Linked DNA regions of Mus musculus: regions 1 and 2 are each linked to region 3. A link is a contact called in ENCODE Hi-C or POLR2A ChIA-PET data. All regions are on one chromosome and are shown on one strand. The core of a region is the stretch at or near the end of the contact, and the rest is flanking DNA. Distances in the headings are between cores, read along the strand shown.

What was found. Hi-C counts contacts between places; a loop is a spot of excess contacts on that map. ChIA-PET counts read pairs that join two places held with the same protein, here RNA polymerase II (POLR2A).
Region 1: a map of heart shows a loop between it and region 3 (2.3-fold over the local background). The contact joins the enhancer-like site here to the promoter of A330001L22Rik in region 3. A Hi-C loop is called at or near these places in 1 of 37 maps with a recorded cell type or tissue (heart). POLR2A ChIA-PET finds 5 or more read pairs at or near these places in 1 of 5 experiments (Patski).
Region 2: a loop to region 3 is called in a map of gastrocnemius, with 5 times the contacts of the local background. The contact joins the enhancer-like site here to the promoter of A330001L22Rik in region 3. A Hi-C loop is called at or near these places in 1 of 37 maps with a recorded cell type or tissue (gastrocnemius). POLR2A ChIA-PET finds 5 or more read pairs at or near these places in 1 of 5 experiments (Patski).

What each region holds. Positions count from the first base shown.
Region 1 is chr14:22,963,530-22,966,229 of GRCm38, forward strand. The region is part of intron 6 of Lrmda (leucine rich melanocyte differentiation associated); the gene reads left to right. Among named protein-coding and RNA genes, the nearest start is that of Gm30783, 33 kb to the left of the region's middle. Within about 2 kb of position 1,273, at least 1 of the 3 ENCODE cell types and tissues checked has a DNase peak (open chromatin) inside an H3K27ac peak, as active enhancers do.
Region 2 is chr14:22,649,413-22,652,112 of GRCm38, forward strand. The region is part of intron 5 of Lrmda (leucine rich melanocyte differentiation associated); the gene reads left to right. Among named protein-coding and RNA genes, the nearest start is that of 4930405A10Rik, 110 kb to the left of the region's middle. Within about 2 kb of position 1,324, at least 1 of the 3 ENCODE cell types and tissues checked has a DNase peak (open chromatin) inside an H3K27ac peak, as active enhancers do.
Region 3 is chr14:21,988,075-21,990,774 of GRCm38, forward strand. It overlaps A330001L22Rik (a long non-coding RNA gene), which reads left to right and starts at 1,401. Exons shown (of 2, transcript XR_001781181.2): 1 at 1,401-2,700. Zfp503 (zinc finger protein 503) reads right to left here and starts at 1,527. Exons shown (of 3, transcript NM_145459.3): 1 at 951-1,527; 2 at 1-210.

The DNA.
Region 1 (2,700 bases), core at 23-2,522, 980 kb after region 3:
ATGTAGGGGCCAGAGGTTGACAATGGGTTTATGCCTCAATACTCTCCATTCCATTTTTTGACACTGGATCTCTCATTGAACCTGGAATTCAAATATTTGGCCAGACTGGCTATTCAATAAACTCAAGGATATGCCTGTCTCTTCTTGATCCCTCCTCCCCCAAGTTGGGTTTTCAGATGCATGATGCTATATTAGACTTTAATATTAGGAATCAAAATTCAGGTCTTTATGCCCAAGGAGTGAGCACTTTCCAAACTGAGGCTATCTTTCCTAGATGATAGCTTGATCAGGCAATAAAAAATCCTGTGATCAGAGGACTCCAGGAACCTGAGCATGTATTCCCCTAGCAGTAATGACTCAGCATTTGCTATAGAATTAACTACCAGACATGGGAAGACTTAATAGTAAACGTTCATATTAGCTATGATGATGATAAATATTAGAGACCTCCTATCTTTGGGAAGCATTATATACAGAGTACATGGCATATTATCTGAGGAAAATGAGTGGGTTCTCTCTCAGCTTGGATCTTCCCTAACAAGCCTGATAGAAATGCATAATTTCCTAGGCCATTAAACTTGGACCAAAGCTTGTTTTTCACAACCCTACGGCTTCCAAAAACTGCTGGCTGTTTAATTAAAAAAAAAAAAAAGTTGGCCTCACTGCTGTGTATACATTTGGCTGTCTGAACTTCTATGAAGGAGAGTCACCCCTCTTCTCTATACAAGGGTGGGTTGTTGGATTTTATATTCCACCTTGACATTACAATAAATCTATGGAGCTGCATTGGCAGCCTGCATTGGATATGTAATACTGTTTCATTTCTAATAATAATTAATCTTTGAAGATCATGCTGTTAATTCTTTTAGCTATGTGTAAACATTTAGATGAATAAAAATGGCTTATTGATAGCTTATTTGGAGACAAGTGTATGGATACTTTAGTCAAATTCTGTTAGTCAATTGATTTGGCCATCTTACTATAATGGACATCTATCAGAACCAACATAATACTTGCGTTTATTGATATTCAGACCCAGGAATGGATAGGTTTGGGGGAAGCTTGATTTGTCTCTCTTAAATGACTGATGTATCAGGACGTAATCATCTGTGTGCACACCTTTAAGAAACAGCCTCAACTCTACACCAGGTGCACATGGCCTGTGATCATCACACTGGAGAATGGCTGTCTAGTCAGGCACACAGCTGCTCCTGGCCTCATTCTGTGACTTCTTTGGCTTGACTCACCTATGAAGCCATTTTCTCCAGCCTTTCTATAAACCTAGCCCGAGACTTTGCAGTCTGCCACTCTTCTGGTGGTGAATTCCAAGTGTCAAGACAAAATAGCAATGAGTCAGTGAGATGTCAAGGCTTCCTCTGGCCCCTACTAAGAGCCTAGCCAGACACATATTTCTTATTCCTTTTGGTAAATAGACTCAGATTTGGTATGATTCAATGAACTAAAAAATATCCCCTGCTCAGTGCTCGTCTTGGCCCGCTAATTGCATGAAGCTTAACAGATCCTCTGCACACAGGACCAAATAAGGGCTGGCTGGAAATCAAAATCTCCTTGCCAAGCACTTTTCATTTTCCAAAGGAATTATAATGTTCCTGGAGATGTTTATTAATGGAAATGGGAACTTTGTAGATGAGGGTAAAGTCCCACAGATAGATAGCACATTAACCAGTGTTTATTATTTTTGACTCCAGTGTTTGAAAGCTCCTCTCCCCCCTTCATCCCCTCTAAAAGGAACTTTCTCCACCACTCAGGACTGTCTATGGAGGTATAGTTCAGGACCTCATGGAGACATCTGAATCGTTACACAGAATGTTAATGAACCCTGGATTTTGCCTTTCTGTTCTGCATTTTGCTGTGCCCCCAAATACAAAAGCTAATTAGTGCATCCAGAGAAGCGTTAAATGGATTTCATGCTGGTTAATAAATGCTTTGCGTGCTTTGGTGCCACTGCAGTGTGTGTGGTGGAGTGAGAGTGGGGATGTGAGAGAAGAGGGCCGCTGTTAGGCAAGCATTTGAGATGCTTGCCTGTAGCTCAGGTGCGTCTTGCTTCACCCGACTTTCCCTCCTTCCCTCCCCTATTGTTCTGCTGGGCTTTGTTCCCACAGGCCTGTTCTTGAAAGATGTAACTCACAGTTGTCTACCCTCTAAGCAGTCAGAAATCATAGGCAATGGATGTTCACTGGACACTCTCTTTGTATTGTAACTCGATTGTGAATTGTCCCTGTAGGCTCAAGAATTTGCACATTTAATTTCCTGACAGTGGCACTGTTTGGGAAGGATGTGGACTCCTTAGGGGCAGGGTTGAGTCTCCATGGCATAAGTGAGTCATGGTGAGTGGGCCTCCAGGCTTTATAGTCTGGTTTCATTTCCTGATTAATTGTCCTCTGTTTCCCAAATGTGGATACAACGTGGCCACCCAGCCTCCTTCTTCTGCCATCATTTCTATCTTGTTTGCTGCTACCATCATTTCTAACTTGTTTGCTGCTATGTCTTCCCCACTATGATGGACTGTCTCTTTCTGGAACCATAAGCCCTTTATCCTTAAGTTGCTCTTGGCAAAGTATTTTTATCAAAGCAATGAGAAAGCAACTCAGATTTTGCAGTGAGCTCATAAGGAGATGGAGAGCTTATGTTTGGGGGGGGGGGCAGGGAAAACATACAACATAATAGACTCTTAATCCA
Region 2 (2,700 bases), core at 74-2,573, 660 kb after region 3:
TTCTTGCCAGCTTCTCTCAAAGAAGAAAGCTGTCTGCTTGCCATGGTAACCTTTTCCCAGGTCTGGGGCTGTGAGGATGAGGTACAAAGTTCACAGAGCTTCTCATTGTGAGCTCTTTTAATCGTGCCCCCCCACCCTACCCCATCCCAAAGCCACGGAGGCTGGTTTACAGCAGTATTTAAAGCTAAGATGCCAAATGAAAAGTTCCTCTTTTAGGTTGGTGCTTATACAAAGCTGCTTTGTGGTTTTTCTCGGCCTGTCAGACTTGTCAGGCCTAGTAAGAAAAAGTATATTGTTTCCAGCACTTGGATTCCTTTCTCCCTGACATCTGCCACTCTGTAAAGATGATAAATTCCTGCCTCATTAGCCAAGGGTGTGGGATTACAGGCTGACAACACATTAATCACCAGCCTCGGTGGCAGGCTGACTAGCAATAGGCATTGTTAACAAAACTTTTCTAATATGTCACTCTTCTCTATGACAGCGTGTAATCAATCATTGTGATTGACGGCGCTGATAGATTACACTATTTATACTTTGTGTAATGAAAGATAGTGTTTCCACCTACTGTCATTTCTGGACTAGTGACAGAGGATCGGTGAATGGAAACAAACACAACAACAGGGCAAGCCCTCATTGCCCCCCAAAATATCTACAGAAGTCTCCCACCTTCCCAAGCCTGGAGTCTAGTTCCTATTTCTGGAAATGAACACAGCCTCAGGACAGGACCTTCCTTGGTGGTGATTGTGGGATAAGACGTGATGGTGGGCAGTGCCTGGAAGGATACAGGCACTGTGGATCTTCAGGGAGGGCTGGTTGCAATGGGCATAGTCCCAGATTCTGTTAGGTCAAGTTGATACAGGTAGATTCCCTAGGCGGCTCTCTGTCGGCTTAAGCATGTACCACTGAGCCCGGGCGCTCCTCCTCTCCTGCCAGATGAGAGATGATTTAGATGTTGATAAAATATTTGTTCTCTCATGACTCTGAGGGCAAATATTATCCTTGTTGCCCATAATTGTACAGCACTTCATAAGTCAACAGCACCCGGAGTGAGCAAAAAGCCAACAGTGGGAGGGGGCGGGCAGCTGCTGCTGCAGGCTCTGGCTGGGACCTGTTTCTCCAGCCCTTTGAAGCCCAGAGAGTTACAATCCAGAGGGTACTAGGGACTGGGACAAACCAGCAATGCATTCTGCTCTCTTGTACCAGGTATTTCTGGGGTGTTCTTCCCATCATTTTTATTTTGGTCTAAAACAAATTTGTAAAGGATGCAGGCTATTTTTGACCCACTGGAAGCTCTCCTTTCAGCATAGTGGCAAGTGCGGGTGACGTGGGGCTGCTGGCGCCTTCTGAGTGGGGAGGGCTTTTGCTGCCAGGGAACCATTACTCAGCTGCCTGCGCCTCCGCCCCTTTGAAGAAACCGTTGACAAATATTTTGCTTAACTTTCCTTTGCTGTTGACAAAACAGGGACGTCCTTTTCCTTAGTTCTTTGAGGTGGTTCAAGAGCTCCTCCGTCCTTCCGGGTTTTTTGTTTGACTTCCCAGATCTGATGGTCCCCAAACTTCCCATTTCATGGGAGGTTGAGCTTTGTGTCCCTGAATTGTGAGATGGTTAGAAAGGTGAGAAGTAGAAAGAGATGGGGGGTGGGGGGTTGTGTGTGTGTGTGTGTGTGTGTGTGTGTGTGTGTGTAGCTGCGTGCAGTTGGTAGGCATCAGACCCTTGCAGTCACCCTGACAGTTGGCAAAGCAGGAGGAACCTGAGACCTCCCCCTGGTGAAACTTTTAGAGGAGCTTGCAGTGGGAGGAGGCATGGGGAGCCAGTGAGACTAAACTTTAATCTCTCTGTGAAGTTTGAGTGAGCCTAGATGATTAATGAGAGGGCAGGCCGTCTGATTAAGCCCTTCCGAGTCATGAGACATGATTAGTAGGTGACAGGGACGGTAACAGTATCCAGCCAAACCCTTGTTTCTTTCACGGCTCCGGCTGTTATATGATTAATGTCCCCAAGGGCTATCTTGAGGTCAGGCAGGGGAACCTGTCAGAACAGGTGGAAGTGACAAAATGGGCAGAAAGTCCTTAGGGGGGATGAGAGCGATGAGGGAGAGAGTGGAGGGGGCAGGGTAGCCAGATGGAGCCTGCGACCTTTCTGTGATCCGAGCAGGCACAGGAAGCTTTGTGGGAATGGAAACAGGGAAGAGTCACAAAACTGCAGATGTTTCCAGGTCCTTGGTGCATCAAGGCCTGCCAGTTTGGACTTGAGGAGAGCGCCTCCTGACACGCTAGTCTTTGCACATGGTTTGTGTTTGGAGCTGGACTGGGCTGGAACCACTCTGGGCCCTGCAGGATTAATGTGGGGCACCCACACCTGTGCCTGTGAGTGCTGGAGCAAGTGGCTCGCTCAGGGGATTAACTGGGCAGAGTTGATATTTCAATCCACCGCCGCTTTTTGAGGCCAACATAGCTACAGGGTCTTGAATGCACTCCTTGAGAAAGTTGATATGGAGCTGGAGAAGCCTCTCAGTGGTAAAATATTTGCCGAGCCTGCATGAGTTGAATCCTTAGAGCCACAAAAATACAGGAATAAATCACTAGGAGAAATAAAACAGGTTCTCTGGAAGGTTTGCTTGACTTTACAGAATTACAAGCTTTTATATTTAGAACCGAAAATCTGGAAAACTCACACTGTAAGTGAGGTGCTTAATA
Region 3 (2,700 bases), core at 151-2,650:
CGATTTCGCTACCCGGACGAGATGGACATTTATTCTACGTTTGTCATCTACCGCCTTCCTTCTTTTTTCTCTTCGTCGTTCTTCGTTTTCCCAGCAGGAAAACAAACTGAAACCTTTGGAGGGAGGGAGTGTTAACAGACTTCGGGAGAAGAAACGCAGGCGGTAATGTGGATACCTGCTGAACAGTCAACTCCAGGGATGAGTGGGAGCCTGTATACAAAAAAAATCTTTTCAGAAATTAAGATTTTGCGTGGCGCGGCCACCCGGGTAAGGAAAGTCGATGCTGCAGAAAGTCTGCCCGCCCGCTTGGATTTCCAGAGGTTCAGCAGCAGAGAAACCAGAAGCTAGAAGGGCAACGGAGGCGGTGGCTGCTCGTCCTCGCGACGTGCGCCGGGCTCTCCGCCCTTCCCGGTCACGTGACACCGAAGGACGCTCAGATTGGGGCTTGAGCGGGGGGTCACATGTTTCCCCTGTTTCACACTTCAGCCCCCCCCCCATTCTTGCTTTCGTCTTGCTACTCTCCCCCCCCCCCGCACCCCCTGTTTCTCTGGGCATCTCCACCCCTCCATCAATTGTCAATGTGCCTCGACCGCAATCAATCAGTTATTTGTCAGCTCTTGTCAATCTGCCCGTGATTTATGTCAGCTTTTGTTGCTGATTACAAGGCGGGTGAGACTTGAAGGGAAAAAGAGAGACCTAGAGTGAGACAGAGGAAGGAAGAGACCGAGAAGAAACTGAAGGAGGGGGAAAGAGCAGCAGCCTCCTGGCACCTGTGTGTGTGTTTGTGTGTGTGGAGGGTGTGTAAGAAAAAGAAAGAGGGGAAAGGGGCGTCCACAGTCAGGAAAATGAAATAGTGAGAGTAAAGTGCGCAGGTGCACCCAGGACTCCTAGTCTGGAGCACCGGCCTGGGATGTGCTCACTCCCTCTTGGGGTTGTGGAGACAGACACACCTTCTACCTTTGGGTGCTTCGGTCAATCCGGGTCGCCCAGTTCGGGTCTGCTGAGTACCTAAGAACGACGCTGGAGGCGACGTCTAACGCGGAGGTTTCCCGCCTCTCTGGCATAATCCCTCCCGGGAATGTAACTTGAGGATGTCCAGTTGTCGACCTCGGTAGTGTTCCCACCCCAGACTCGGGAATTTCTTTCCAAAGAGCCATGCCATCAAATATAGCCCGAGTTCTGGAGGTTACTTGTAGAATAAACCTCCTTAATTCTGTGACCCGTGTTCGTAGCGAGAGTTGAATAGCTCAAGAGAAGAGGCCTGACCATGTGCATAGGCAAACAGGTCTCAGGCTCGCTCTCCTCCTCTCCCGGGTCCTTCGCCACTACCCTCCGCTGGCCATCCCGACAGTCCTGGGAGCCGGGACTTAATCGGGCTGCTGGACGGCATGATGTAGACCATCCAGACAGGACTGACCTATGCGGGGAGAGGAGAGGGAAGGAACGCGAGAGGGAGGGGCGGCTGCCTGTGGAAACCGGTTCTTCCAGGGAAGCGGAGCGGGACTTCGGCGTTCCCCTCGATTTGCGCCGTCGCTCGGGCTGTTTGGAAAGAAGAGGGGAGGCGCTGTGCATGCTGACTTGTACCTGGATCTGGGTGCACAGTGCGTATGCACTCCTGTGCCGCTGGGCGACTTCCATAACGTCCGCTCCGGGGTTACTCCCAGAAACTCGTAGAAAGTAGAAGGGGGTGAGAAGAGGACACACCCCCTTGCTCGGAGGGACTTGGGAGACTTTGAATTTCCCCTCCCCCCACTTTTCCGCAGAGCTCTTCTTTTGTTGTCAAGTCCTTTTGATAAATGGTGGGGCTGGGAGAGCTGGGAGCCAGGAGCCGATCTGCGCCCTGCGCAGGGGCGGGGGCCCAGCCTGGAGACCGGGTTCGGACCACCGCGCACCCTGAGCTGAACCGGGCACGCTCAGGGGACTTTTCCTTCTGTTTGCCAGCCTATTTCTTTCCTACCATCCCAGTCCCCCTTCCCTTCTGTTTCTGTCCACGCGGATAACGAGAACTTTCTGGGGTGGGGGTGAGTTATATAATTTTCTCGTAAGTATTCTTTCACAGAGTTTTGATTTTATTCCTTGATTCCTTAGGTTGGCAAAGTTAATGGGATGGTAACTCGATTAATGGTAATTTGGAAAGAAGAGCGGCTGGGGCTGGTGTGTGTGTGTGTGTGTGTGTGTGTGTGTGTGTGTGTGTTAAGAACATTGGCTGTTTGTGATCCTCCTGCGACAATTGAGAAAGGTAAATTTGTGAGACTATGGCAAGATCACAGGCACCTTTGTGAAGGTGCCTGAATGATCTCTGGAGTAAGAAGTCCAGCTTACGTTTTGGCAGAATGGCAACCCCAAACTCTGCCGGGTAAGGTCTCTGAAGCTGCTTGCAGCCTGCGGGGTGTTAGTGCCTGCCGGTGTCTCCCACTGTATGGCTCTAAAGGTGTCACCCTCTGGTCAGCTCCTGTGGTCCTAGCATAGGAAGCTAGGCCTTGGGCCACCTGCCATATTGGCCTCTTTCATAGGCCTGGAGAGTGAGAGTTGACGCTGTGGACAGAACTGAGGAGAGCAGGAGCAAGCGCGGGCCTAGGGTGTCCTCTTCGCTCCGGGGGTTCAGTTTCTAGGCTCAGTTTGTCTCTTTTCCTCCAATTCCAGTAGTTTTCTCATTGCGCTGGGCAGTTCAAGGGAGGCCACCCCAGCTCTTCAAGACTG